7 separate regions of the Mus musculus genome follow, and all the other regions are linked to region 3. The links are chromatin loops, found by intact Hi-C in ENCODE. Cell type or tissue: heart. All regions are shown on one strand. Region 1 holds the start of Abcc8 (ATP-binding cassette, sub-family C (CFTR/MRP), member 8). Region 2 overlaps Abcc8 (ATP-binding cassette, sub-family C (CFTR/MRP), member 8). Region 3 overlaps Kcnj11 (potassium inwardly rectifying channel, subfamily J, member 11). Region 4 overlaps Ush1c (USH1 protein network component harmonin). Region 5 overlaps Myod1 (myogenic differentiation 1). Region 6 overlaps Sergef (secretion regulating guanine nucleotide exchange factor). Region 7 overlaps Ush1c (USH1 protein network component harmonin).

Region 1 (4,000 bases), 86 kb after region 3:
ACCCTGGGCTCCCGCACGGCCCGCCCCGCCCCGCCCCGGCCCGCCCCGCCCCCACCTGCCGCTGGGCCCCGCCCTTCCAGCTGCTCTTGTGGGGCGAGGGTGGGGTCTCACCCAATGCGCACGTGCGCTGGGTGCGCAGGCGAGGCGGTGTCTGAGTGGGAGTAGTAACCAAGATGATCCGGGTGAGCCCGGAGTGCGTGGATTTGGGATTCCCGAATGTTGATTCTCTGGAACTAGGCTCAGCTGGATGTAGATCAGAGGGGTCCCCATAGGAACAGAGTGGCACAAGCCCGTACCCGATTCGGTCCAAAGAAACTAAAGAACTTGAACTTAGGAGGGTGCGTGGGAATTTTCAAGTGTCTCTGGCGCGGGGTCGCAGAGTGACCTCACAGCCTGTCCCGATCTTTCCCCTAAAAGATTCAAGGTGTCCTTGCTAGCCAGTGGGAACCTGGCCTGAATCTAGCTCTCTTCCCTTGTGGTGATTAGGGTTTTTGTTTTGTTTTTGTTTGTTTGTTTAAAGATTGGTTTTCTCTCTCTCTCTCTCTCTCTCTCTCTCTCTCTCTCTCTCTCTCTCTGTGTGTGTGTGTGTGTGTGTGTGTGTGTGTGTGTAGGTACCAATAGAGGCCAGAAGAGGAACTTGGATCCCCTGGAGCTGGAATTATTGGTTGAGAGCTGCCTGGCATGGGCGTTACTGGGAACAGAACTTGGTCTCCTCAAGAGAGCCCATGGGAATACTCTTAACCACGGGGACTTCTCCCCAGTGCCTGATAGTTTTTAATTGTCCACTTGCCACAACCTAGAATCAATTAAGAGCCTCAGTTGAGGAATTGCCTAAATCAGGCTGGCCCGTGGGTATGTCTGTGGCTAACTGTCTTGATTATTAATTACTGTGGGAGGACCCAGCCCACTGTGGGCAACACTATTTCATGAACAGGGCCCTGGACTGTGTAAGAGTGGAGAGAGCTAGGTGAGCAGTAGGAGAGCAAGCAAGGACCAGAGAGCAAGTAAGGGAGAACCAGAGAGCAAGCAAGGGAGGACCAGGGAGCAAGCAAGGGAGGACCAGGAAGCAAGCAAGGGAGGACCAGGGAGCAAGCAAGGGAGGACTACAGAGCAAGCAAGGGAGGACCAGAGAGCAAGCAAGGGAGGACCAGAGAGCAAGCAAGGGAGGATCAGAGAGCAAGCAAGGGAGGATCAGAGAGCAAGCAAGGGAGGATCAGAGAGCAAGCAAGGGAGGGTCAGAGAGCAAGCAAGGGAGGACCAGAGAGCAAGCAAGGGAGGACCAGAGAGCAAGCAAGGGAGGATCAGAGACCAAGCTTATCCTTTCTGGTTTTGCCTGTGGATGTGATACTATAAGCACATGCATGTATCCACTCCCACTGCTGTGGACTCTAGCATTCCTTTTTTCTTATATCATCATAATTATCATCTTCCTCCTCCTCCTCCTCCTCCTCCTCCTCCTCCTCCTCCTCCTCTCCCTCCTTTTTCTCCTGCTCCTCATTGATGGAATCTTGCTATGTAGCCCTGAATTCACTGTGTGGCCCACATTAGCCTCAAATTCAACCTTCCTGCCCTAGGCTGGAGTTTTCTTTTATTTTAGGTTTTTCTCTACATTTCTGCATTATTCTTTGTGCAGTTACATGCTCAGCCACGTTGTCATGGATGCACAACCTTTCAGGCAACTGAGGACTGCATTCATACCGAGGGCTTTGTGGGGAGGGGACATACTAGACTAGACTGCCTTCTGCTGTCATAGGTATCTCAGTACAGTGACCAGAGGCTCTGCTGCTGTGTGCTCAGTGGTGCCACCTAGTGATAGTTCTCAGAGCACATCCCCATCGTGAGATAGCATATGGCCAGATTCCTACATAACTTCTTATGTGGCCAGTCACCTTTCTGAGCTTCATTTTTCTCATTTCTAAATGGGTGGGGAGAGGAAGTCATATGAGCTGGGATGAGATCACAGGATCAAAGGGGCTTAGCGTGCAGGTGAGGCAGGTTCTCTATGCCCATTCAGTGTCTACAACTACCCTACACTTGCCTCTCCTGGGTCCTTACAGCAAACAAAAGGTGTGGTCCATTGTAACATTCTAGTGAGGAGAGCTGCAAGTGGCGGGAGCATGTTTAGCCTGCAGTCTTGAGGACCCGTTTACCTCAGGGACACTGTGGCTGCCAGCAGTCTACACAGACCACACAGCCCACTGCCTGACACAAGGATTTGAGAGTTCTCTTGGAACGCATGGTGCCAGCTGCCCAAGAAGGCTCTCTGTAGCTGCCAAGGATGTGTGATAGAACTGCTTTGTAGCTGGGCCCTAGAAGCACCTCAAATGCCCATCAGTGCAGGGTCACTGAAAACAAGCAACCTGCATGGTGTAGTCCTTCCTGGGCTTCAGTGGGGTGGGTGCAGAGAACACGGACACAGGCCTGGAGGAGCGCATGCTTCATGGCATCCTTTATGGATGAAATGGACTTGCGTGTGTCTCCATACAGTGAGGGGCGGGCCTCTGGGTTTGCTAGCCCCGGAGACCCTGCCACGTCTGTAAGCACTGGGAGAGTGCTTTAAGCAAAGGTACCCCACTTGAAGAATTCTCAACCATCTAGTGGCAGAACAAGAACAGACCTGGATTTAAGAGTCTGGATTCTCACTCGCTGGCAGGCACGGTGGGAGTGGCTCTCCTGGGGTCGATGTTGCTCAGGCCTTTGTGTGGCTAACTGGGTAACTTGTGTAATGCCAGCAAGGGAATAGGTGGCAATTCAGGAATTGAACCTTTCCAACAATCCCAACCAATGAGCTGGTTGAAATCAAAAGCAAAATTCAGTGTGTAGCCATCGTGTTACAGTTACTTGTGGCTTGAGGGCACGGTGGCTCATGGCAGGGGAGTGTGGCAGTAGGAACACAAGGTGGCTGTCCAGTTGCTTCTGCAGTCAGGAAGCAGAGGGAGAAGGATGCTGGTGCTCATCGTTCTCTTTATCACTCATTTGGTCCAGACTCCTAGCCCATGAGATGGTGCCACCCACGCTCAAGAGGCGTCTTCACATTTCATGTCAGCCGATTCTCAAACCTCCTTCATAAGTGTGCCCAGGGGATTCTAAATCCTGGCAAGCAGATGGTGTTGAATGGTCACTCTTATGCTGTAGAACATCGCGGCAGAAGGATGGAGAACAACGTGGGGCTATCGGTACCAGTGGAGAAAGACGTTTCCTCCTGCTCCTTTTACCCCCATGACTGTGAAGCTGGGTCTAGGTGGGAAGCAGACAGACAGACAGTGCTTCTGTGGTTCCTCAGGGGAACTGGGAATAGATGAGAGGACTGGGTAGAGACATTCTGTCTGCGACTCTGGGAGCAACAGCATCTCCCCTCTCAGCCCCACTCTCCCTATGTCAGGAGAGAAGAGAAAGTTCTACAGTTGATGCCTAGCTATCTGCTTAATGGAGAAGTGGCTGGGGACCTAGCTGCCAATGATGGTGTAGGTAGATTATACTAGATAACCCATATAGATCATGCCAGATTCCTTCACCTCAGGGAAGAGCCACAGACTGATGGACGCACGAGATCCTCAATTGTACATGAATGGACGGTTGGTGAGTCAGCCTGCCTTAGTGTCTTGACACCATGTAATGGGAGAAGTGGGGAGGGAACTCCTGACAACAACCAAGGCTAACATTTTTTTCTGTTGGCTTTTTTCGATAAGAGCTTCTTATATATACAAATTAAATATTGCTCTTGCCAGTTAAGGGTGTTTGGTTGCTTGTTTGAGACAGGGTCTTGTGTAGTCCAGGATAGCCTCAAACTTGCTGTCTTAGTCAGTGGTTTATTGCTGTGAAGAGACACCATGACCTTGGCAACTCTTATAAAGAAAAACATTTAATTGGGGCTGGCTTAACAGTTCAGAGGTTCAGTCTATTATCATCAAGGCAGGAAGTATGGTGACATGCAGGCTGAAGAAGTAGCTGAAAGTTCTATATCTGAGTCTGCAGGCAGCAAGAAGAGAGAGACTCTGGG
Region 2 (4,000 bases), 66 kb after region 3:
TAGGTTTTTGTGAAGATGTGGGTACACAAGGCCTGTGTGGCACCTCTGTGGTATGGAAGTGTGACATCCAGGTGGAGACAAGAGGATCATCCTTTGCTACATAATAAGTAGGAGTCCACCCTGTGCAACACAAATCCCTATCTCAAAAAAGTGAAGAAAAGAAATAATGGGTACCAGGCCAGGCAAGAGGCCTAAGAAGGCAGGCCCTGGTGATGCCTAGCCAAAAAGAGGACACCGTGCATCCTAGAAGGAGTGAAAGGCCTGTGGCAGGAGAGAAGAGACCAGGACCACAGCTCAACATCTGATGGAAGCTGAAAGCTTTGGAAGATCTCATGCCCTAGACTTCTGTTTTCACAAGCTCTTGGGGAAGCTATTTGCAAGTTGATGCTTAAATAAATATTCCTTTAAAAACGTAGATACATTTTAACTTATTTTGTGTATGCACAGGTGCCACAGTATACATGCGAGGTCAGAAAGCAACCTGGGGGAGTTAGTTCTCTCCTGCAACCATGTGTGTCCCAGGGATTAAATTTATGTCACCTGACTTGGCAGCAGTCAGCTTTATTCATTAGCCATCTCTCTGGCCCTAGCTATTCCTTTAAACGAATCAGTGCATAGGCTCTCTGTGCCCCAGGCTGTCATCCGGCAGTGGAGGCCTGCAGTGGCCACTGAAAGCAGTGGACTGATTACAGAGGTGGCTGAGGCAGCAGGACTTTGATGGGACAGTTCTGATGCTTCCCGACTGAGGCATGACTTAAAAGGTCCCTCCTGGTCCTCTGGAGAATAAAGAGGGTCCCTGGGCTCTCTCTGTTTGAGTGAGGTTAAAAGGTGGACCATCTGCCCTGGAGGGCCTGAGTAAAAGCTAGAAGCGATCTCAGGTCACCACAGGTAGCAACCTGTCCCCACCTGTCACATGCGCACCTCTGCCATTCTCCACCTGACATGGAGGTTCAGACATGTTAGAGATGAGCTGTACCTGAGTTTAACACCAGACTCATCACCTACCAGCCATGATGTCTCTAAAGGAGCCCCTCGCCCTCTTTGAGTCTCACTTTCCTCCCCTGTAAAACACTGGTTAAGGGATTCTACTGCAGAATCTTGTGGAACCATGCGCCAATGGCTTCCCAGAGCATTAGAAGTCCGTGTGTGATAACTGCTGCACTCAGTGCTGGCGACTGATCGAAAGGCCTGTGCACGCCAGCCAAATACTCTGCCCCGACTGGCCTGGAACTTGTGGTGATCCCCCTGCTTCTGATTCCTGAGTGCATGTGGGAACATTTCATTCTTCATAGAAGTATCATTTCCCATAGTGGTGTGTGTGTGTGTGTGTGTGTGTGTGGTGTGTAGTGTGTAGTATGTGTGGAATGTGTGTGGTGTATAGTGTGTCTGTAGTGTGTGTGGTGTGTGTGATGTGTGTGGTGTATATGTCTAGAGTGGTATGTATGTGTAGTGTGTGTGTGTGTGTGCGCGCGCGCAGTGGTTGTATGTAGTGTATGTGCACGTGTGTATAGTGCTGTGGCTTGAATTCTGAGTTTCATGTATGCTAAGTATATACTCTGCCACTGGGCTACAGCCCACTCCACCTGGTAGTCTCTCATGGTAGCAACAGAGACAAGGGGGCGTCTAACACAACCAGGGAGGGCTTCCTGAAGGAGGAGACACAAAGCTGAAGCATGGAAGCAGCAGTCACTTCAGGCACTTTGTGAACACTGTCACAAAGAGGCCACTGACATACTGACATTCCAACACCACAGAAACAGCGAGACATTAATGATCACCAAGCCACCCGGAGTGAGAGCCACAAATAACCCAGTGAGGAGGGAGGGGGAGAGAGGAAGAATAGCAATAAGAATAGGAGCTGGGGTGGGGAGGACAGTGGGGGAGAGAGAGAGAGGGAGGGAGGGAGAGAGGGAGAGAGAGAGGGAGAGAGAGAGGGAGAGAGAGGGAGAGGGAGAAAGGGGGAGAGAGAGAGAGAGAGGGAGAGAGAGAGAGGGAGGGAGAGAGATGGAGAGAGAGAGAGGGAGAGAGAGGGAGAGAGAGGGAGAGAGAGAGGGATCATACACAGAACCATCACTCATTTTGTACAATTTGTTCGGAAACGCACACACAAGCCTGCATGCTCTTCCCACTGTCACCCAGAAGCTTTGAAGCTTTGGCCTTGGAGCCGACCTGGGCTTGTCTTTTTTTGGCTCAGCTGATAGCCCAGAGTGGCACCGGCAGGTTTCGGATACCAGCCATTCCTTATGAATCCAATTCAGTTGCCCTCCAGCCAGATCAGTGGCATCCCTGGCAGGTGACAGATTGGAGAGGGGGTTGGGCGAGAGAGTGGGGCTGGAAAGAATTAGATCCTGGAATAGAGCCCAGATTTCACAGGGAAGAGAGATAGTGGGGACAGGAGCTTCAGAGCATGGCAAATCAAGACCGCCCATCCTTTAGGGTGCCAAAGGCGCTGTCTCTGTTCCTTGCCAATTGTGTGTCCTAGAAGGGAAGAGAGGACAGGACAGCTGCTGGTGGCATCAACATCGGGTGAAGCAGGCTGGACATGGGCTGGGCTTCCTCATGCCAGGCTCTAAAACCTGCAGCCTGGGGCTGGCCAGTGTCCTCCTTGCCCTATCCCCGGTGACCCACCCTGATAACACTGGCTCTTGGCTAGAACTGGAAGGCAACGTGACTGCACTGAGCAACCTCTCCCCACAGTTATGGGCTCTGATGCCCAAGAGAATTAAACTGCAGGAGGGGGCCTTGGGCTGGAAAGTCAGAGAGAGTCCAAGGGACTGTGTTTACTCTCAACTCTCGTCTCTATGTCGGAAATTTGCTGATTGTATTTGGGCTGCAGGGAACAACTATTAAATCTGATAATGCCTGCTGCCACTGAGGCAGAGCCATCTGTCCCACAGATCTGTGTGCTGATGAGAGCATTTCAACAAGAAGGTGATAAACCATAGCTAGCGCCGGGTAGGCACCAAGGGTTGAGTCAGGGAGGTGAGGCTCAGGCGAAGGAACCTTCCTGGGGCTGCCCTCACCATCTCTGGGGGTGTTCTCTCCCTAGGAGACTTTCACAAGGGTTTGGAGAAATAGAGGAAGAAGATGGCTATCCAAGCTGATGGGAGCTCTGGCCTGTGCTATTTTCCCCTAATGTGCAGAATGGAGAAGGTGGGGAATTTGGACTCAGTCTAGAGTCAGACTAAAACTGGAGATGCTATTGCTGGAGGCAAATAAATAATCTCTCTCTCTCCTTCGAGGACCTGGCAAAGGCCAGAGGAGGCCAATGAGATGGCTCAGAGAACATACATGGTAGAAGAGAACTGATTGCCACAAGTTGTCCTCTGACCCCAAGATGCATGGTGTGGTACACACGCATGCACACGTGCGCATGTGCGCGCACACACACACACACACCACATATACACACATACACACACATGCATCACATACACACACACACACACACACCACATATACACACATACATACACATGCATCACATACACACACACACACAGGAAAATATTTATATCCAGAAATGGCCCTCAAAGGATTCAGAGACTAAAGGAGCAAACCAACAACTAACCAAGCAAGTGAACAAACAAACCAGTCTCCTCCCACTGTGGGATGTCTCCACCTGGCTAAGCCAGTGCATCCATCCAGGTCCTATCCCAAAGCTCTTCTCTTAGGGGATGAGGTTGCTAGGTAGCCCAGGCTGGCTATACACTTGCTGACACTGTCCTGCCTCAGCTTCTGAAATGCTGGGCTTCCGGGCATGCACCACCCCACCTGGCTTTTACAGTCTCTTGTGGTCCTCCTCACAGTCATATGGAGCTACAGATATTTTATTTAGATTTCTCCATCGTTGGATTTCATGGTCCATGGAGCCAGAGTGATGATTTGGTAGTAGTCATCATTTTAGTGTCGTGGCTTGAGGGCCCAGACTATAGAGCAAGAGAGCTGGGCTCAAATTCTGTTAGAAGCTGGCTGAGAGGCCTTGGTAAAGTTATCTAAT
Region 3 (4,000 bases):
CTGAGACACCAAACCAGCCACAACACCTTCGACTTCCAGTACGTCCTGCCTGCAGGGTGGGCTGGGGTGGCGGTGATGAAGAACTTGTGGGAGTGGCCAACCAATGACTGATCTACCTTGAGGCCCATGTCAGGAGAGGAAGCCAGCGACCAGAGCCTGGACTGCCTAGAGGCCCAGGGTAGAACCAAATATGATCGGGGGAAAAAAGGAAAAAGGAAAAGGGAAAAAGAAAAAAGGAAAAGGGAAAAAGAAAAAGAGAAAAAAAGAGTCAAATGATTCTGTCACACGTACAGACAGGTGCTTAGCCCAGTTATCATCAGACAGTCATCATTTAGTAACTGATGTGAGCAGACGCAGACACCGGACCCACAGCAGAACACCAGGCAAAGCCAGGGAAGCTCTGTGGAAAAGGGGGAGGAAGGATTCTAGGAGCCAGAGGGGTCGAGGACACCATGAGAACAGGGGCCACAGCATCAACTAAGCAGGGTTCATGGGGGCTCACAGAGACGGAGGTGACAATCATGGACCCTGTATGGGTTTGAGCAAGGACACTATGGTTGTATAGCTTGGTGTTGTTGTGGGACTCTTAACAGTGTGAATGCAGAGTACACACACACACACACACACACACACACACACACACACACACGGTGGGGGGGGGGGCGGTATTTATGAGAATGCCTTACAGGCTGTGGTCCAGCTAATCCAAAAATGGCTGCCTATGAATGGGAGGTCCAAGAGTCCAGAAGTTGTTCAGTCCATGAAGCTGGATGTCTCGGATGGTCTTCAGTATACACTGGAATCCTCTATGCCAGTGAAGGAATGGACTTGCTATTGAGGCCATGGACGGACTGCCTGGTGGGGTCTATGAAGAGACAAAGTGGCGTCTTTCTCTTCCAGATTTCTGAGAGAGAAGCAAAGTCCCATGTCACACAAGTAACCCACAGGACGTGGTGGCGGGTTGGTTGTCTCTGGTTTCTAAGGATGGATTTGTTTAATGAGTGTCCTTCACGTAGGATGGTCACCTTAGCCTCCGAGGAAGCCTTGGATACTTCCTTAAGGGAATAGAAGCTAAGGCATCACAGCCGATCGCTGTAGCAGGGGGAGCGTAGAGGCGCAGACAAAGCTATGGCGGTGGGGAGGGGGAGCTGAAATGGGCAGAGCCTGGCCTGGGATCTGACATCCTGTCTATTACAGGACTTAGGAAGAATCAAGGGTGGGGGAGGGATGAGATCATCACGTTCTGGACTCAGGTTGCCAAGGTAGCCTGGTCCTCAAGGCACTTGAGTGCTGAGCCGGCCAATATCAGGAGTAGGAGGGAGTATAAGGAAACCCATTTCCCTTCCTGTGAGGGGATAGGATGCCCCAAGCAGGTGGGCTTGGTAGAGAGGCTGTCAATCTAGCCTCCACCCCTGGTCACAGTTTTGACTCTGATCTCCGTGTTCTTCCTCTCTTGAGTTCCTTTGGAGCAGGAGTAGGACAGGCTCTTCAGACCTGCAGCAGTCTAGGGATGTGGCTAAAGTGCGGAATTCACCCTTTTCTCAGAGTTGCCTGCAGTCATCAGTAAAACTCAAAGCTGTAAGATATTGCCACCTTGGAAGATTGGGGACATTAAGACCTGTGGGAAATTACCAATACTTCCCCTGCAGTGACAGCCAGATCCCTGGGGAAGATGTTAGGAAGGACAACACTGGAAAGAGGACACCTGTTGGGGCAGAGTGGGTCCTATGTAAGGAAGGGACACCTGCTGGAGATGCCAGTCCCCAGGTGTCCGGCCTGGATGCGTTTCCAGTGTTTTACCAGTTCATTTTCAGATCAACAGACAGTCCCCAAGAGGAAGAGAGCAGCTTGGCTCCTTTCCCCTCTGCAGCCCAGACCTGATACTTGGGGCATGTCACACCAATGTCACACCACTATAATGAGTTGGGGGCAGGGTGGTGGGATGTGTGTCTCCCCAGGCTGCACTGTCACTGCTTGGCTTGGCACACAGTGGACTCAAAGGCTAAAGAGGATAGAGGGGTCTCCATGCAACTGGACCCAAGCTGAGGAGGTCCCTGCGATTGCCAGGGTACCTTAGACCTAATGGAGAATGTCACTTAAGAGTGACCCTGCTGCCACTTTCAAATATGGAAATTATGTGCTCCGCTGGGCACATTTTTCTCCAGTTCTTGTGTAGTGAGGCGACTGGCTATCTCTTCAGGATTGGAGTTTTCTACTCTCTCCCTAGCTAAACTTTAAGGCTTGGGATCTCTCTTACGGAACCAACAGCCCAGATTTTCTGGGCTCTTGTAGGTCTCCTCTGTGGCCAGCAGGTGGCACCATAACCCCATTTCTATGGGCTTCAGCCAGCACCAGCTGCTTATCTGGGAGTTGCAAGGTTATTTGGATGGGACATCATGGATGCTGTCACTCAGCAAGTCTTACAAGTGACTCTAGCCCCTCCCTGTGGCCTCAAGGAGAGCTTAGGCGAGTCCCGAGAATGAACACTGCACCCAACTTGTTGCCCCCAGCACTAGGGAGATTCTGAGGGGCTAAAGGGAGGAAACATTTCAGTCTGCTAAGAGGGAGTCAGCACTGGGGACTATGTGCAGATGGAGGAGGGCAGGAGAGAGCAGATTAGAAGTCAGACTGGTAGCAGAACTTCCTGGCTCGCCCATCTGCATGCCTCACTATAACCATAGCCCTGGTTTGTGGTCATGTGCACAACCCATCCATCTGTCCATTCATTCTTTCATCGAACATCCACTCAGTCCCAGATGCTGAGGAGACACGAACACAGAGATGGGGAGACAGACCCTTAAACACAGTCAAAGAAGAAGGCCCGTAGAGGAGAGAAGGCTATCTCTCTCCAGGGATGGTCCAAGGAGCACCCCTGGCCTGAGCCTTTATGGACATCGATAGAGGAGGCCACCTTTGACCCAAGAGATAGAGAGTGACAACATATTTCACACCATACAGAATGATCACAACCCTTCTCAGCCCGCTTCAGTGGCTGTGGGGCCTGATGGGCAGGTGGATCGCAGGGAGGTGGGCAAAGACAGGGAGAGCAGCCCCTGCAGGCCAGGTCTGAGCTGGGAGGGGCACCGTGCGGAGAGTAAGACCAGACAGAGCAACGCATCACTCGGAGGCAGTGTAGAAACACCTTCGTTTGTCTTAGGTTCAGTTTTCCCATCACGCGGCTAGCCCAGCAGCGATCACGACAGTTAACATTTATTGAGTACTTGTTATAGACCAGGCACTTCTGAAGCATGGATACATGTGCTTTCACCTGCTCAGCTTAATGAGGTGGGACTATTAACATGAATGAGACAACTGAGTCACAGAGCTGTTCGGCCGGAGCCAGGATTTGAACCAATCAGTGCCCTAAAGCTTACAACGTCTCTCTTCCCTCCCCATGGCTACCTCAGCCTTCCAGCAGAGTCTCGGGAGGGAGGCCAGGCCCTTGACTACGATGTCTGGTGGATGTCAAATGGCCAAGTTGGCCAGACAGACAGAGAATGGGTGGGGGTGGGGGGACCTGAGGTGGAAGGATGGTGGCTTCCAGAGATGAGGGAAACAGAGCTGGTCTAAGTAGCTTTCCTGGCCTCTTGCCTGTCAGGGCCATGTTGGGTGGCAGACTCTGGCAGTGCCCTTTATTTTTTTCCAGTGGCATGCCCACTGCCTCCCCAGCAAGAAACGCCCAGAGTTCAGGTCACAGGTGGGAGGCTTTATGACAATGGGGCAGTGGAGTTCTGGGCAAGGACACCACACTGCTCTGAGAGTCCAGGCTCAGGTCATGCCCAAGGGCCTTGGGGACTTCCTTTTCCCTCACCAGGCTGAACTTCCCAATATTTCTTTTTCTAGTAACCCAGACAAGGCACCGCTACCCCACCAGCGTCCCCCAGACAAAGTGACTCACAGCTGCCCATGGGAGCTGAAAGCAGAGTTTTGCCTGAAGTGCATCTTGTATGGCAAGCACAGGACCCCTTTTGGCCTCTCATCCAGGTATATCAGTGTTTGC
Region 4 (4,000 bases), 110 kb after region 3:
GGAAGTACTTAGAGGAGCCTGTCCCTGTCCCTGCTTTGTTCAGCCGGTGGTGGCCACTGTGGCTCCAGGGATACCACTGGGGTCTGGATGCCTAGGTGGCTGGCCCATGTCTCACAAGAAGTCTCGTTCTGCTGGCCCAAGCTGGCCTTCTACATCGCCATTGGAGGCTGTGACCAGGCCAAAAGAGTGAATCCATGGCTCTCCACTTAGTACTCTGACCTCATGGAGGGGAGCAGGCCTGTCTAAGGGGTTTCTTGGCCTGGAGAACACAGCCACAAAGTGACTGAGGAAGGCACGTGTCAGTCTGTACCAAGGGAAGAAGTGGGTGGGGGGTAAGATTAGGAGTAGGAGTCTGACTGACCTAGGAGTTACAAAGCCTCCCTCTCCAAGGGAGATGGAAAGGACATACAGCTCTGGGGCCCATGCTCGGAGGGGGGGGGGTTGCTGGGGTGAAGTGGGCCAGGACTTGGAAACATCATGGTAAGAAGAAGCGGGGCAAATCCAGGGCAATTGGTCCAGGGGTCACATACACAGTGAGCCAAACTAGGGCACCCACAGGCCTCAGAAGCCAGGGTGCTAATCCTGAATTAAACCACAGTCAGTCCCCACTGGAAAAATGGCCACACAGTTTCCTAGGCTGCACCAAGTCTCCTCTGAGGTCTGCAGGCAGCATTGTGAGTGGGCCAGAGATCCTGCCCCTGCCCAGACTGCAGCTATGAGACACTGGGCGCAAGAATGAGGGCAGCAGTTGGGCCCCTGAATTTCTGCTTGCACCCTTTCTCCCTAGGCTTTTATCTTCCAGGCTGAACCCCCATGAGGCTTTGGATCTGTCTGGCGGCCATACTGTGCTTGTCAATCAGCACACAGAACGAGGGGCACAGCACATCTAAGCACCAGAGAGGTTACTAGGCAGAATCTGGGACCTATGTCCTTGTCACTAAGAGAGGCCTATCTATCCCTGGTGTTCTTTTTGGAATACTGGGTCCTGCTGGCCACACTCCCCTTTGTCAGGCCCTGAATACTATTCTCAGGGATGGCTGGGTGGCAAAGTCTGAGACTTGTGAGAAATCTGAGACGTCTGAAACATTACGGCTGGTTTGCCTTAGGAGAGCCACACCCTCTGTTCCGCAAATGGGGAAACTAAAGCCAGAGAGGTGACATTGATGCCTAAGGTCATGAGTCAGAGGAGGAGCCAAGGGTTTAACTGGATCCTTGAAGCCTTATAATCCCGGAGCTCTTGTCCTTTTGCTTTTGAGAGGTGTTGGTGTCTTCAGCTTTGGTCCTTCAGGGTCTATTGGGCAAGGCCTGTGCTTTGAGAGGCAGGTGATGTAATGCTCTCGAGCAGATAGCAGAACCAGTGTCCTGGATCTAAATCCAGGGTCTGACACACAGCAGAGGTGCTCCATGGCTCCTGTGACTGCCTCACTTCTGTGGCACGGGGAAGACGATAGAGCTCCCCACCGTGTTGCGGTGAACTTAAGACCCTTGATGAATTTAGAAATGGGGCTTGCCCGGCACACCTTCTAAGGTCTTCTGTCCATCTCGGGTCCTGGGCTGTCAGCGGCCTCTTTTACAGACACTCCACCTATGCCTCCTACCCACACTATTTCCTGCCTACCCAGGCTTGTGAGTGGGGGCATTGGAGAGCCTGCTGTCCAGGTTGCCTTTGATTCGGGGGGCCTCTTTCAATGGGGATGAAGCTGTCAGTCCAATAGTTAGCTCTGGATGGAAGCTAACTCTACCCTGCCTAACCTAATTCAGATGCCAGCAGGGACTCCCAGATCCCAGTGAAGCCCAGAAAGGTGGAGAAGCTAAGCTGCCACCCTCCTGAGGCTAAGAAAGGCTGTGGTCTGCTTGGAGCAAGTACAGCCTAAGAAGCAAGGCAGTATCCAGCCCCTCTCCCCCTTCTCTCCAAGGATGGAGTTAGGGCTAATAATCTTAGCCTAGCTAATAATCTTAGCCCTCTGATCTTCTTCCTCCTTGGACCACCAGAGGGTAGGGGTGGGGAATCCTACTGATGCTTTCTCCATCCGTGTTTAAGCTCTGAAAATCCCTGGGTCTCCTTTTGCTGGGGGTGAGGGGGACACAGAGCTGGCCTGAGGCTTCCCTGAAGATGGTACTTGGGCTACCTTGAAACTGCCAAGACCTAGAGTGGAGGAGGAGGAGTCAGACACAGAGTGAGACGGGTGGGGCAGAATCAGCTATACACGACTACCAGACACACGGGTCTCATTTTACTTGTCTGAATGCTGTCTGATATACCACCATCCTCTTCAGCATCTCCTGCGGCTGCCAGAAATAAAAAGACAGTTCCCCACCGGATGTTAAAAATAGGTATCGTCTGCCCCCTGGCGCCAGGTTCTGGGGCTGCCAGCCTGAGACTACTGTGTCCCTCCCCAGATAGGCTGATGTTCGGGGACCACTCCAGGCCTCCCACCTTGCAGTTGCTATGAAGCTGCACTGACACCATGTACCATGAACCAGAGAGCACAAGCACCATGAACTCAGCAGGCTGGCCCAGGGCATGACCTTTGCCCTTTGGGGGAGCCGACGGGACAGCAGCTAACGCTCAAAATAAGTACCGGAGTGCCCTGCCCTGACATTTGGGTAGGGTTTCCTGGAAGGGAATATAAGTTCTGCCATGACTGTGCTTCCACGGTGTGAGGCCAGTCAGAGATCGGAACCCTGTGGGGTGCCTGTGAGCCCCAGCTTCCTTCACTGTGGGGACTGGAGTGAGCAGAACTTTCCATTCCCCAGCAGCTGGTTCTAGTGATAGCTGAGAAGTGAAATGGGGTGTGTGCATGGACATAAAGCCTAAAGGCAACCACAGGCATCATCCTTCAGGTGCCACCGGCTCTCTCAGTGACCTGGAACTCACAGAGTAGGCTAGGCTGGCCAGCGAGTGAGCCCCAAGGACCTGCCTGTTTCCTCTGAACAAGGATTACATCATCAAGCCCAACTTTCTTTTTTCTTTTTTTTAAAATGTGAATCCCGGGACTGAACTCAAGTGCCCATGCTCACACAGTGACCACTGCACCAGCTCAGCCACCTCCCCAGGCTCAACACTGCCATCTTTAGACGGAGCTTCAGGCTGTGTGTGGTCAACGAAAGAACTAGAATTGTACGGGTCCATACCCACTGCAAATCATGTGGATTCATCCCTTGACCAATAAGAAGGTGACAAGATGACTCAGGATTTGACTGTGTCACATCTCACTTCCCTTCCAGAGGTGTCAGAAACCAGGTGACATGATCTTGGACTGCTACTCTAGAAGCACCCCGGAGGGACCCAAGGGGCTTACCAGAACCTCGGACTTCACAGCAGGCCTGTAGACGAAGTTGTGTTCCTGGTGGACCATGACGGGTTTGGAGATGGTGGACACGCCAGGGCCTCGTGGAGGCTGTGGGCTTGGGCAGAATGTCTACGGGGGTTAGTTTAGGAGATACCCATGTGGCGTCATAGGGGATGTGGCCAGGGATAGCCATTGTATGTTTACAAACATGCAAGTCACTCCCATGCACATGAGCCAGCCTGATACATCTGCCCAGACAGAGGAGGCCTGGGGTAGGTGCATCACCTAAAGAGAACTCTACAGCCTCAGTGTGGCTGAGTGGCTCTAGGGAATCAACCAGTTGAGTCAGAGGACACACTTTCAAGGCTCCCCCACATTGACCACCCAATATCCCCTTCCTTAAAGGGCCATTTCCCCTGGATATATTCAAGGCCCTGTAGTGTGACACAAGGCAACTCTGGTTCCCAGTGTCTGGGCACAGTATCCAGAATCCCTGGGGTGAGGACACATCAGAGACCAGACTATTCAGGGACTGAGAGCACTTGTCTTCTTCACTCTAACGCTTGATTACCTGCCAAAACATCTCTCATCAGGGCACAGCCCTGTCCCCAAACCCTTTGACTGGTCCCTAGAGACTGTCAACACTACCGTCCTGCCTCCCAACACCCTTCATGAGATTCTCTATCTTCCCACTGTCTCTGTCCCAG
Region 5 (4,000 bases), 280 kb after region 3:
GCAAGACCACCAACGCTGATCGCCGCAAGGCCGCCACCATGCGCGAGCGCCGCCGCCTGAGCAAAGTGAATGAGGCCTTCGAGACGCTCAAGCGCTGCACGTCCAGCAACCCGAACCAGCGGCTACCCAAGGTGGAGATCCTGCGCAACGCCATCCGCTACATCGAAGGTCTGCAGGCTCTGCTGCGCGACCAGGACGCCGCGCCCCCTGGCGCCGCTGCCTTCTACGCACCTGGACCGCTGCCCCCAGGCCGTGGCAGCGAGCACTACAGTGGCGACTCAGATGCATCCAGCCCGCGCTCCAACTGCTCTGATGGCATGGTAAGGCGGGGGGCTCAGGAGGATGAGCAATGGAGGCGGCGCCTGGGGTATCTGCAACAGGTTTCCGAGGCCCTTGGGGTGGGGGTGTCCCTTATACCTAGATGCTCCTGGCATCTGACACTGGAGTCGCTTTGGAGACCCAGGGCATCTATGATTCTGCCGATTGGGGGTGGAACACTGCTGCGCAGACCCCGGGATATGCTTTTCCTTCTCATTATTACCCTAATGCAGATTATTGTTCCTGAGTGACTGTCCACTCTCAGTTTGGCCCCGCATGCGACAGCTTCCAGTGTGTGGCTGGCTCCTACCACCTGGGGCTGACCCAGTCCTGGAACCAGCAGCTGAGACTAAGGGAGTGAGGGAGGGGTGATGACAAGGAGTGTTGCTTGAGACCCACTCGGGCCCTGTAGACCTAACTCTGTTATCCTTGCTATTCGCAGATGGATTACAGCGGCCCCCCAAGCGGCCCCCGGCGGCAGAATGGCTACGACACCGCCTACTACAGTGAGGCGGCGCGCGGTGCGTATTCTCAGCTGTTCCCAGCTAGCAGGCCTTTATCGGCCTTCTGTATCCCCCTTGAAACTTTCCTCGCTCCCTAGGCTTAGTATCCTCTTCCTGCCTCCACCACATACATACCCGTACCTTGGGATGGCGGGGGGGGGGGAGGCTGGGGGGGGAGCATTGGGGGAGGGGACAAAGAACTATGATGCACACCTTCCTCTCCTTTCTCCTTCCAGTCTAGCAAGTCCTCAGTTTCCCTTTTGCTACAAAGCTCCGTGCCTATGGGCAGGAGACTTGAGAAGGGCCGCAAGTTTGGATTACTAACCTTCCACTCCCCTCACAGAGTCCAGGCCAGGGAAGAGTGCGGCTGTGTCGAGCCTCGACTGCCTGTCCAGCATAGTGGAGCGCATCTCCACAGACAGCCCCGCTGCGCCTGCGCTGCTTTTGGCAGATGCACCACCAGAGTCGCCTCCGGGTCCGCCAGAGGGGGCATCCCTAAGCGACACAGAACAGGGAACCCAGACCCCGTCTCCCGACGCCGCCCCTCAGTGTCCTGCAGGCTCAAACCCCAATGCGATTTATCAGGTGCTTTGAGAGATCGACTGCAGCAGCAGAGGGCGCACCACCGTAGGCACTCCTGGGGATGGTGTCCCTGGTTCTTCACGCCCAAAAGATGAAGCTTAAATGACACTCTTCCCAACTGTCCTTTCGAAGCCGTTCTTCCAGAGGGAAGGGAAGAGCAGAAGTCTGTCCTAGATCCAGCCCCAAAGAAAGGACATAGTCCTTTTTGTTGTTGTTGTTGTAGTCCTTCAGTTGTTTGTTTGTTTTTTCATGCGGCTCACAGCGAAGGCCACTTGCACTCTGGCTGCACCTCACTGGGCCAGAGCTGATCCTTGAGTGGCCAGGCGCTCTTCCTTTCCTCATAGCACAGGGGTGAGCCTTGCACACCTAAGCCCTGCCCTCCACATCCTTTTGTTTGTCACTTTCTGGAGCCCTCCTGGCACCCACTTTTCCCCACAGCTTGCGGAGGCCACTCAGGTCTCAGGTGTAACAGGTGTAACCATACCCCACTCTCCCCCTTCCCGCGGTTCAGGACCACTTATTTTTTTATATAAGACTTTTGTAATCTATTCGTGTAAATAAGAGTTGCTTGGCCAGAGCGGGAGCCCCTTGGGCTATATTTATCTCCCAGGCATGCTGTGTAGTGCAACAAAAACTTTGTATGTTTATTCCTCAAGCGGGCGAGCCTCGAGGCTCGCTCGCTCAGGTGTTGGAAATAAAGACGCTAATTTATACAAAGTGGCTCTGGCTTTTCCTAAGGGGATCAGAAAGAAACTCTACGAACTGGGCGGGCTGTCTCGCAGCGACCCCTGTAGGTGGCAGAAGGGTAGCACGGAGGCTGGGTAGTGCTGGGTAATGAAGAAGGGCTGGCAGACCTCCAGCTGTAGGGAATTCCCCAGGCCTTGCCTGCCGCACCCAAGAAAACCAGTGGCTCCGGTGGAAAGATGCACGTAGGTTGATGTTCGTTTAAAAATACAAAAAGCCAGATGTGGCGGCTCATCCCTGTAATCTCAACATATTTGAGAAGCCGAGGCAGGAGGATGGAGGCAAGCTGGAGGCCACCCTGGCGATAAAGACATAACCTCTTTAAAATACAAAATTAAAAGTTGGTGTTAAGGAGGTGCTCAGGTGATAGAGCACTTGCCTAGCATGCACAAAATCCCAGGCTCAGTCCCCAGCACCATATCAACCTGTCATGGGGGACACAGCTGTAGTTTCAAGGCCCGGAAGGTAACACAGGAAAATCAGAAGTGTGTGGCCATCCTTAGCTACACAGCAAGTTCCAGGCCAGTCTGGGATACATGAAACCCTGCCCGTAGAATAATGGATTAATTAAAAAAAAAAAAAAACAACCAAAAAACTAGTTCTACCCATTTAAGATTCTGGCAGAATGAGTCTGTCTAGGACCAGTTATTGTTACTTTCCAAAGTCTCCTTTTAGGGACTCCCAAGTGTGTGCTAAGCTGAGAATGGCTCCCATCCACACAGTGTGTCCAGAAGGCTCTGTGAGAGCGTATGGCCCTGGATCCACACAACACCCTCACACGTGTGGAGGAGGGTGGGAAGATACAGTGCAAGAAGAGACAGCTAAAGGGCCCTGGGGATGGGTTATGAGCCATGTGGTGTATGCAAGCCCTTAACGATAGTGGGACTGCACAGGGACAGCACAGTCAGGAGCCAACCCTCAGAACATCTTCCACTGTCTCATCTCATTCGAAGATAGAGGCTCAGAGCCTGTGGGAGGAGGGAGGGGCAGAAGGGACCAGTATATCTCTAGAGTTGTGGTGCTTCCATCAGACTGTGTAGAGGGCAGGGGGAGGCCATTGGTGCAGCCAGAGTGCAAGGTGAGCTTTCTGGACAAAGTGCTATTCAGATGTGTCAGGAGAGACAAGTGTAGGCAATGCACAATGGCCGTGAGGGACCACACACACACACACACACACACACACACACACACACACCTCTATTCTTCCCTGGAGTGGCCTGGCATACATTCTCCCTCCCTTTAACACTTGTCCCTAGGCCCTCAGTACCTCCTGCATTCCTTTTGTACAGATCCTCTCCTTAACTTCCCATAGGCCAGGTTCAAGACACAGAAAAGACACCTTCAGGAAGGACCACTGCATGCAGAGAGTGGACTCTGCCTACCCTGCAAGACCATCCTGGAGGAGATGCTCAGAGCTTTTCCGTTACTCTGATGTTCCATTGGCCTCTCAGAGCTCTGTAGGGTTCCTTACACACTCTCTCGAGGCCCCTCAGGGATCAGTCATAACTTGTCCATTGGACATATGCCAATCCTGTCCTCAAGGGGAAGAGGCCACTGAACACACGTCCTCCCTTTGGGAGGCAACCAGACACTTGGGGGTTGAGCCTCTTCACAATTGGTCGCATCATGATCGATGACACATAGAACACAGACCGTGCATACGGACAGGAGCAGTAACACAAGCAGAGAGCTGCCAGGGAGAATCCTGAAGGGACTGGACAGCAGAGGGAGCTCACAGCTGAGGCACAGCAAGCACAAAAAGAGTGGGGCAACCTTGTAGACCCACAGCTCCTCATGAGAAGGAGCTTAGGAACACCGAGATGAGACAGGACCACATGGGCCTTGGCTGAGCT
Region 6 (4,000 bases), 510 kb after region 3:
CACTGAGATCACTTCAGGGAACTGGCTGTCACTGATCAGAGAGCTCCAGAGAGACACTGCAAGGTCTCTGAGAAAGGGCAAAGCATGGTGTCATGTGTCAAGAACCTAAAAATGACGACAAAATTACAGCCTGACCGCTTTGAGAGCACTTCTGGAACAAATCAATCCTCCCCAGGAAAGAGGAGACTTCCTCGAATGGCTCCCCAGCCTCTGCCAGTGACCTCTGAGCCCTTCCCAGGCCATCGAGGAGTCTGAGCGGGGCCGACGGCCTTGCCACAACAATCCTCTTTCCACTATCTTCGGCTCCGTTCCTCCCAGCACTAAGATCTAGGAAACCGTGAGAGGTTGAGCGTCAGCATCCTCCTAAAATAGGCTGGAACCCTGGCCTGACGTGATGGTGCGAGGAAGAGGGGCCTGTGGAGGTGACAAGGTCAGAGGGTGGGGGTCTTCATGAACACTAGCGGTGTGCTCGCCCCTCTGCCACGTCAGAGGCCATGGCTGCCTATGAGCCAGGAGAGTAGACTCAGAGAGGAACTGCCAGCACTTTGGTAACACTTCCTAGACTCTGGACTGTGGGAAATAAGGTTCTGTTATTTCTAAGCTACCCGGTCCATCTAAAGTAAGACAGCCACTTGCTACACACCCAGTGAGGTCACAGGGAGGGGAAATAATGTGGTGAGAGGTGAGACCAGACCGGGGTGGGGGGGGGGCTCACAGGTCCACGTTGTTTCTTAAGTATCTATGCTATTTTGAAAAGGCCGCTCAACCCTGCTAAGCCCTGGACTGCATGTGGAGTGCAGGGGCAAGGGATCCTAGCTCAGGACACTACGAGGAATCTGTATGTGACAAACCAGAACTGGGCAGAGTGCTGATATATGACGGGTGCCTGGCAAACACCGGTCCCCTACTCCAACCTTGGATGTTACTCTCTTCAGCCTGTCTCCAGCAAGGCTTTGGAAGCCTTGACCTCAAGGAGAACTAATGAGGGGAGGTCCTGGTCAAAACAGAGCCCTTTGCCCATGCTGTGTGTAGGTGGGTGGGAATCAAGACAGCCAAAGAAATGTGCATCTCTGCTGTTCCCCACTGTTTCTAGCTCAGACCCCAATCTCCGGCTCTCCCATAGGACAGCCAGCTAAAGAGCCAACCTCAGCTCATCTCATGAGCAAAGCCCAGCGAGGATTTGAGATCCCTTCAGCTCTGACCTTGCTAATTCTTACTCTAAATGCTGTACACACACACACACACACACACACACACACACCTTGTCCCCAAGGCTGTCTGCCTGCCCATTGCTGCCATCTGGTGGTGGGCAGACCCTGCTGCCCTTGGCTTTAGGCAAGCACTGGGCATGCCCCATGGGTGAATGTACCTACTCTAAAGGTGGCTCTTCCTTCACCGCCGGACACACCCTGCACTGTTCCAGGCCACAGATCAATGGGTATCCATTGCCAAACACAACAACAACAAAAAGAAAACAATGCCAGGTTTTCGCCTCTAGCGAAGATGACGCAGCTGCAGTAGGAGACTGAGCTCACTGGGAGGAAGTGGCCTGCCCAAGGTTGCCTAGCTGCCAGGCTCCCAGGACAGTACACAATTTTACTTTACCACAATGTTTAAGGTAAGTGGGCACTTGCAGATCAAAACTAAAGTTAGCCCAGGGCTGAGGAAAGGAAGCCTCCAGAAGGTGGGAACACAATGTTGCAAACACTTCTTGCAAAGCCAGGAAAATAGTTACGAACTCAAACAGCTTGGGCACCAGCTGGAAGGCTTGCTGGAAAGCTTTGCCATCCTCGGACCTTGGAGGGCAGGTAGCAAGAACATCTGCAGGAGACAGCCCCAGGAGCCAGCACAAGCTAGGTTTTAATCTACGCAGTCATCAGATGGGTGAAGACAGGGGCAGCCATGCATGCATGCGTACTTCCTGCGCTCCACCACACACTACAGGCAGGAGCCTGACTTCCTGCGCTCAACCACATGCCTGCTCTTTATAGGGCCCACATATCATACCCTTGGCTCTGTCTGCAGCCATCTTCTGTGCTACGTAATGCAGGGCCAAAAAAAAAAAAAAGCAACGTGTGGCTTTACGCAGACCACTCTGCCATCCTTCCCTCTGTCATCTCACATCTGCTATGTATTTATTGATGTTTTGTAGGGTGTGTTCCAAAGTCCTTTTTCCTTTAAAATGCTAGACTCTGAATCCTGCACGCAAGCCAAGGCTCCTCAAGGGAATGTAATCAAACAATGCTGCCCTCTAGTGGCCAGATGAAGTCAATTTCCCCCTCCCAGCTTGGCTAGCTAGCCATGCTCCCACTCAATCCCACCCTGCACTGGCCTTTAGCCAAAAGTACCTAACTCCAAGGAAGACAGAGTCGACCGGCTCAGCCCCTCAGCTGTCCCCACAAGAGTGAAGGAACCCTCTGTCCTTGGGAACAGATGCACTCTGGAGCATCAAGACCTTTCATGACTTTCAAGTCCCCTCTGCAGATGAGGAAACAAAGGCTCACGGATGCCCAAAGGAGCCCAAGCTGATCAAGCTGACTCATGACTGAGCCAAAAATAGAGCCCACTTTTCCCGCCTCCTGCTACAGCCTCTTGCCTCTTCTCCATGTGACCTCTCAACTGAGGTCCAGGGAGGAGACTCGTCAAGGGCATCCACGCTGCGCTCACTCACTAAAAGGGGATCATGTCCTGGCCTGAAAGAGTAAGCCATTTTCACTTTCCTTTTGAAATAGCCTTACGAAGGCTACCATCAGACCGGAAGATCTGTCCATCCACGTGTGCATTCCCCCTGCCCCTCAGCACACATAATAAATAAAGTAAAATTTAAAAAGAATAATATCTACAACCTCTGACTGGCCACACGAATGAAGGGGGAGCCAGAGAGTTTTTAAGAGTCTTGCCTTGCTAGCATAGAAAATAAAATGCACTTTAATCAGACCTATCAGAGGTAATATTCTGGTATATTTCTTCCTAATCTTTTTATAACATTAGCTGAGAATTAGAAAGTACCGTGCGAGGCTATCCCTGTAGCATTAAGTCTCCTGAGCGCGCCTCTGAATGGCAGTGTGACGCTCCAGCATGTGACTGTGCCTGAGTTCTTTCAACCCACCCCCCTTTGTTTCATTGGTTTCTGTCATTAGAAATCAGGCAGCTGTGCATGGCATGACAATCACTGTCTGAACACATATATCGATCCTGATTACTTCTTAAGCCAGTTTTATTGTCACAGAATGAAACTGGGGTGGCCATAAGAATAACCACAGGGCCAGCGAGATAGCTCGACGTAAGGGGCACCGGCCTCCAACCAAGTCTGACACCTGAGGTCAATTCCCAGGTCCCACGTGGTAACAGGAGAAACCTGGGCCTTTCCTAGTGCTGTGACATGCTGACTCCCTCAACGGGCAATAAAGCATAGTCATTTTGTTTCCAAAAGACCATGATGTCTGAGACCTCCTACTCAGCACAAGGTAAAAAGAGGAGCCGGGGGCCTGGGAGTCTTACCAGAGGAAAGGAGAAGACAAGAGAACCAACTTGCACACACTCCACCTATTGAAGTGTGACCTTCCCAAAGCCCAACCACAAGCGCTTGCCCTTCCCTCTCGACTCACGCCACAGCGCCTCTCAGAAACCCCAAAGCCCCTGGTGTCCTGGCCACTCCTCTGGCCTCCCACCACACTCTTTATTCATCTCCTAAATATTTAATTTGTTCATCCAACCACAAGCTTTCTGAAGGTAGCTCTGGACTTCAGAGTCCCCTGCATTCCACAGCACAGTGCAGGGTCCACACGCTCCGCATCCCATAGACAAATGCTAAGGGGACCAAGATAACTACATGTCCTTCCCAGACACTTGGGACAATAAAGTACCCATTGTCCAAAGCTAGAGAAAGGTGCTTCTCTGAAGAATAAATGTAGCTCAGTAATGAAGTCAGGGCATTCTGTGACACATGTGGACAAAAGGAGTGAGTCCAAGCTAAGCTTTGTCCACTTCCATGGACCAG
Region 7 (4,000 bases), 130 kb after region 3:
ACTGGCAGGGTTGGAACATATCTCCCAGCAACTGTAGCACCCGCATCTCAACAAGACCACTACACAGAGCCCAAAGCTCCTGCATGTGGCGGCTTATTGTTTTATTTTATGAGACAGGGTCTAGCAACCCTAAGCTAGCCTCAGAGCTCTTTCTGATGGTGCTGGAGTTGTAGGCTTCACTGGCCCCTCTTATGGGACGGTTCCCAGAAGCATCAGTGACAAGAGAACTGTGGCAGATGCCTAGCTGGAGAATGTACTTTCGCAGTGAGGGAAGGGCTCCTATAGAATGGAGTTCTATCTCTGGCTCTGTCTTCTGCATCATCACCAGTGCATGAGCCCCACAGCCAGTGGACCAGAGTCTTCAGGAGCAGTATCGAGGAAAGGGAGAGGAAGTTCTGGGGAGCCTGGGATTGACCAGCTGTCACTGAGCCCTGGGCATGTCACCCACCTAGAGACTGGTGACCGAGCCCAGACTTGCCTGCTACCTACCTGCAGCCCAGGCCCCGAGAGCCCACTAGACTGATAAACACCTTCTTCTCCTTGGTTGTCCGATTGCCAGGTGAGCCCAAGCCACCTCGCACACCCTGAAGGAGAGACAGAATCAGGTTACTGGGTCTACATGCCTTCAAGTGGCCCTTTTAGCTTGAGACATACAGATTAAGTAGCCAATATTCATGGAGACTGGAGACATCATATCCTTGCGGTATGAGTCTGAAGGCCTACCATGCTATACCAGGTACCCTAGTGACCTATGGGGGACCCCGGGGTTACATTCCCCAGAGCCATTCCTTCTTCAAGGCCAGCTACCGAACCCCCATGGCAGGTAGTCTCTTACCCCAGATTCCGACACGAACTGATCCACATACTGCCATTTGAGGGACTCCTCAGGAGAGCTGAGGCGAAGGCAAGAGAGAAGATGGAGCCGGTAAGCACACTCGAGGGAGCTGGGTTCTGTGTCACTTCACCCCCGCAGCCCAGGAGCAGTGCAAGTTCAGGGCCTGGGGGTGGAGTAGATCCCAGGACTCTTGGCCTAGAGGAGACTCACAGATAAGCCTGCTTACCTCTTCACAGGGATCAGTCCGATGTCTGTGGGGAGGAAACAGCAGGTTAGGGAAGCTCCTATGCCCTTGGGGTTGGGGCCACCTCCCACCCAACCCCCATCCCAAAGCGCCATTCCTGTCCGGCCTCACTCACGTCTCACTTTGATGGACACGGTCTTCTTGGTGCGGATCAGGTTGATGACTTCCTCATGGGTACAGGAAGAGATGGAATAGCCGTTGATCCGGACAATTTCATCCCCTACCTGGGCAGAGAGAGAGATGCAACAGGCACAGGGGAGAGTGCCAAGCAGGGGAGCAGGCCCATTCCCAGGTGCTCCCCGCCCCAGAGGGGCTGTCATCAAGCAAAAGCTTTCATCTGTGCTTTAGTACTGTGTCGCAGCCTAACTACCCTCCGACAGCGGCAGGCAACACTTTTCAGCTCCAGGATGGAGAAAGCAAGATCTGAGCTGGGGAGAGGCATGCAGTTGGTGGGTAATGGAGCTGAGGCAGGGTTTGGAACTCTGTTACCGTCTCTTGGTTCCTCTGTCACCCCACTGAGGTGCAATCAGGTTCTGGAATCCAACATCCCTGTCTGGCCTTTGTCCCTCCCTGTCCTAGAAGCAGGCTTTTGTCTCTATCAATTACCAATTACTGAGATCTGAAATGGGGACGCATGACACTTGACCCAAACTCATATCACTAACACAAACATATAATCTCTTTTGTTCCATTCCATGGAAATGCAATGAAGTTAAACTGACTTCTGAGTTTTGATTCTGGAAGCAGGCAAAGAGCAGAGAATGAACCCACGGCTCTGTGCTCTGAGTTGAAATCTTTTTTTTTAAATTCAAGTCTTTTGGATTCTCTAAACCATGGTTTCTTTCATATATGAAGCAGAGAATACCATGGAGTTGTTGAGTGAGGATTAAGCAAACATATGTGCAAGTGTGTAAGGTCAGCCAGTATGGGGCCCACAGCAAGTTCTTAAGAAATGGTTGCTATTAAGGAGGCCTACTGAGCCAGTTCAAAGAGGCAGAGCATGATGAGACTGCCCCCTGCTGGCCATCGCTGCTGCCTCTACCAGAAAGCCGAAGGATCCTCGAACATCAACATCTCCTGAGAGAAGATAGGGAAGCTGAGGCAGAGGTGTATTGGTAATGGGCAAGAGACAGGTAGGGGTGCAAGACAATGGTGTATTGTCCAAGGACACGAAGACACACGGGGACAGAGCTCAGGCGTCGTGCAGATGAAGGCTGTGGCTTTGCCTGAAACCCCACGCATTACTGTTGGTCTCTTGGAGAAGGGTTGGCACATGTGGGGTCTCAGGTTAGACTCTGAGGGCACATGGTCTCTAGGTCAGTTCCCAGCCTACAATCTACAGTTACCTCTCATTACCACTAGGAAAGGGTGTGCCCATCTCTCTGGGACTCAAACACCCATCTCAGTGTCCTGATAGGAGGGCTCTCCAAAGAACTTGCTGCGTTTCTGGGGACAGTGACTTCAAAGAGAACATCCAGATAGCTTCCTGAACCTATGTTTTTCAATCCAAAGGGTAAGAACTTGTGTTTCTGCTCTGCATAGAACTTGCCAAAAGGCCTTTATGTAGGGACCACTGTGGCACTGTGAAGAGATGGGGCATCAGGAGGAACTGATTTGTTCAAAGTCACCCAGTGAGCCAAGAGGCTGCTGGGATGTGTCGTCAGGTCTCCGTGACAGACAACACATGCTGGCTCTTGGGTGTCTGGAAAAGGAGGGCATGTGGCCAAGCCTGGCTGCAGTTCCTTGCACATTGCCTGCTATGGAGTCCTGCCACTTGTTCAGAGTCCCGGAGTTCCATAAGAAGGCAGGGATTACTTTGTGCATCTTATAGCAGAGCCAGGGAAGGGGGGCAGAATCATTTTCTACACAAGTAAACAGCTAGTTGCATACGTGCATGAATAAAGGACACAGTTAAACATAAAGAAGGTATTGTTAAAAACCTAAGTATCCTGGAGGGGACAGAAGCAATGTGACTAAAGTCCCAGGACCAGGACCTGCTGGAGGGTTCAAGCCCCTGCAGGGCCTGCAGCATCCCAGGGCAAATCCCTCTTGACTTCTAGAATCTTCTCTGTGCTGTCCTCCAGCACAAGAAACGTGAACCCTGGTTTGATCAATGGATGAAGGCGATTTTCTCCTAGCTCCTCCTGAGTGGAGTTCCCTGTATTGTTACTACAGGACCCTAGTCGGAGTGATTCCCCCACAGCCCCTGGAGAGGGTTGCAGGATCAACTTCCCTCTCCCTCCTTGCTCTACACAGAACCCTGCAAAAGAGCCTTTGTACGGAGCTCATAGTAACATGACAATCTGAGGGATTGTAGGACAAAGAGGAGATGGGCCCCAGGGCCCCGGAAAGGGGGAGTGCTATTTCATAAGCCTGAGAAGCAGGTGGGAAGTTGGATGTCTGGGTTTCCTGAGTGCGCCCTGATGCCCTCCTTCATGGGTCTCTGCAGGAAAGCGCTTGTCCTCAGAGGAGAGCTTGTGCTGGAAAAAAAGGGGGGCCCAGCTGTCCCCAAGAGGGGAGCTCATTATGCTCTCTCCTCTGGCCGTGTTTCTGGGCTGGAAAATGTGCCACCGAGGGAAGGAACAATGAGGGGGCTGAAATTTCAGATGCTACCGGGAGCCCTGAGACAGGGATTGTGAACAAAGCCCTGACTGTCATCTTGCTGTCCCCACCCCCTCCTCCCTGGTCTCGCACCATCAGTCCTAGAGCCCCCTGAAGCCCCTGGCTTATTCCCCGATGGGGATGTTGATAACAAAATCCCTGGAAGTCTCTTTACCTGGAGAGACATAAGCAGCCCTCAGACCTGGAGGCCTGCTTGTCCCTGCTCAGACACGAAAGTGTGGGGACTGTATGGGAGAAGCCTGGGGTGCTGGCCTGGATCCAGAAGACCCAGGTTCAAAGCCTGGCTCTGCTGCTCACTG

Evidence for each region. A loop is a pair of places that touch in the nucleus more often than their neighbours do. Peaks named below come from ENCODE experiments on the same cell type or tissue, not always from the same donor. Only the 100,000 strongest peaks of a DNase experiment are listed, where the experiment ranks them.
Region 1: it touches region 3 in a loop (6-fold over the local background); 28 of 42 quality-filtered maps call a loop at or near these places.
Region 2: a loop joins it to region 3, with 13 times the contacts of the local background. A loop is called at or near these places in 9 of 42 quality-filtered maps.
Region 4: it touches region 3 in a loop (8-fold over the local background); 29 of 42 quality-filtered maps call a loop at or near these places.
Region 5: it touches region 3 in a loop (2.6-fold over the local background); 11 of 42 quality-filtered maps call a loop at or near these places.
Region 6: it touches region 3 in a loop (9-fold over the local background); 12 of 42 quality-filtered maps call a loop at or near these places.
Region 7: it touches region 3 in a loop (12-fold over the local background); 22 of 42 quality-filtered maps call a loop at or near these places.

Annotation. Positions count from the first base shown.
Region 1 is chr7:46,180,013-46,184,012 of GRCm38, forward strand. It overlaps Abcc8 (ATP-binding cassette, sub-family C (CFTR/MRP), member 8), which reads right to left and starts at 21. Exons shown (of 39, transcript NM_011510.3): 1 at 1-21. In heart, a CTCF peak has its summit at 1,817 (motif pointing left); no DNase peak of the experiment used is centred here; H3K4me3 peaks cover 373 bases; H3K27ac peaks cover 211 bases; H3K27me3 peaks cover 3,171 bases.
Region 2 is chr7:46,160,040-46,164,039 of GRCm38, forward strand. All of the region lies in intron 6 of Abcc8 (ATP-binding cassette, sub-family C (CFTR/MRP), member 8), which reads right to left. Among named protein-coding and RNA genes, the nearest start is that of Abcc8, 18 kb to the right of the region's middle. In heart, no CTCF peak of the experiment used is centred here; DNase peaks (open chromatin) are centred at 1,772, 2,422 and 2,602; H3K4me3 peaks cover 491 bases; H3K27ac peaks cover 926 bases.
Region 3 is chr7:46,093,968-46,097,967 of GRCm38, forward strand. It overlaps Kcnj11 (potassium inwardly rectifying channel, subfamily J, member 11), which reads right to left. Exons shown (of 1, transcript NM_010602.3): 1 at 3,156-4,000. Among named protein-coding and RNA genes, the nearest start is that of Kcnj11, 4.3 kb to the right of the region's middle. In heart, a CTCF peak has its summit at 2,310 (motif pointing right); DNase peaks (open chromatin) are centred at 2,524 and 3,554; H3K4me3 peaks cover 1,556 bases; H3K27ac peaks cover 1,501 bases; H3K27me3 peaks cover 1,091 bases.
Region 4 is chr7:46,201,892-46,205,891 of GRCm38, forward strand. Ush1c (USH1 protein network component harmonin) reads right to left here. Exons shown (of 27, transcript NM_001163733.1): 19 at 3,303-3,422; 20 at 2,239-2,289. Among named protein-coding and RNA genes, the nearest start is that of Abcc8, 24 kb to the left of the region's middle. In heart, CTCF peaks have their summits at 2,359 and 3,086; no DNase peak of the experiment used is centred here; H3K27ac peaks cover 614 bases.
Region 5 is chr7:46,376,980-46,380,979 of GRCm38, forward strand. Myod1 (myogenic differentiation 1) reads left to right here. Exons shown (of 3, transcript NM_010866.2): 1 at 1-320; 2 at 761-839; 3 at 1,165-2,113. The coding sequence ends at 1,415. Among named protein-coding and RNA genes, the nearest start is that of Myod1, 2.5 kb to the left of the region's middle. In heart, CTCF peaks have their summits at 225, 1,425 (motif pointing right), 2,192 (motif pointing right) and 3,862 (motif pointing right); a DNase peak (open chromatin) is centred at 2,232; H3K4me3 peaks cover 1,301 bases; H3K27me3 peaks cover 4,000 bases.
Region 6 is chr7:46,605,267-46,609,266 of GRCm38, forward strand. The region is part of intron 8 of Sergef (secretion regulating guanine nucleotide exchange factor); the gene reads right to left. Among named protein-coding and RNA genes, the nearest start is that of Sergef, 33 kb to the right of the region's middle. In heart, CTCF peaks have their summits at 1,309 (motif pointing left), 2,262 (motif pointing left) and 2,481; DNase peaks (open chromatin) are centred at 1,295, 2,425 and 2,545; H3K27ac peaks cover 1,597 bases.
Region 7 is chr7:46,224,349-46,228,348 of GRCm38, forward strand. It overlaps Ush1c (USH1 protein network component harmonin), which reads right to left. Exons shown (of 27, transcript NM_001163733.1): 5 at 1,195-1,303; 6 at 1,062-1,086; 7 at 836-893; 8 at 490-584. Among named protein-coding and RNA genes, the nearest start is that of Ush1c, 12 kb to the right of the region's middle. In heart, a CTCF peak has its summit at 2,101 (motif pointing left); a DNase peak (open chromatin) is centred at 2,833.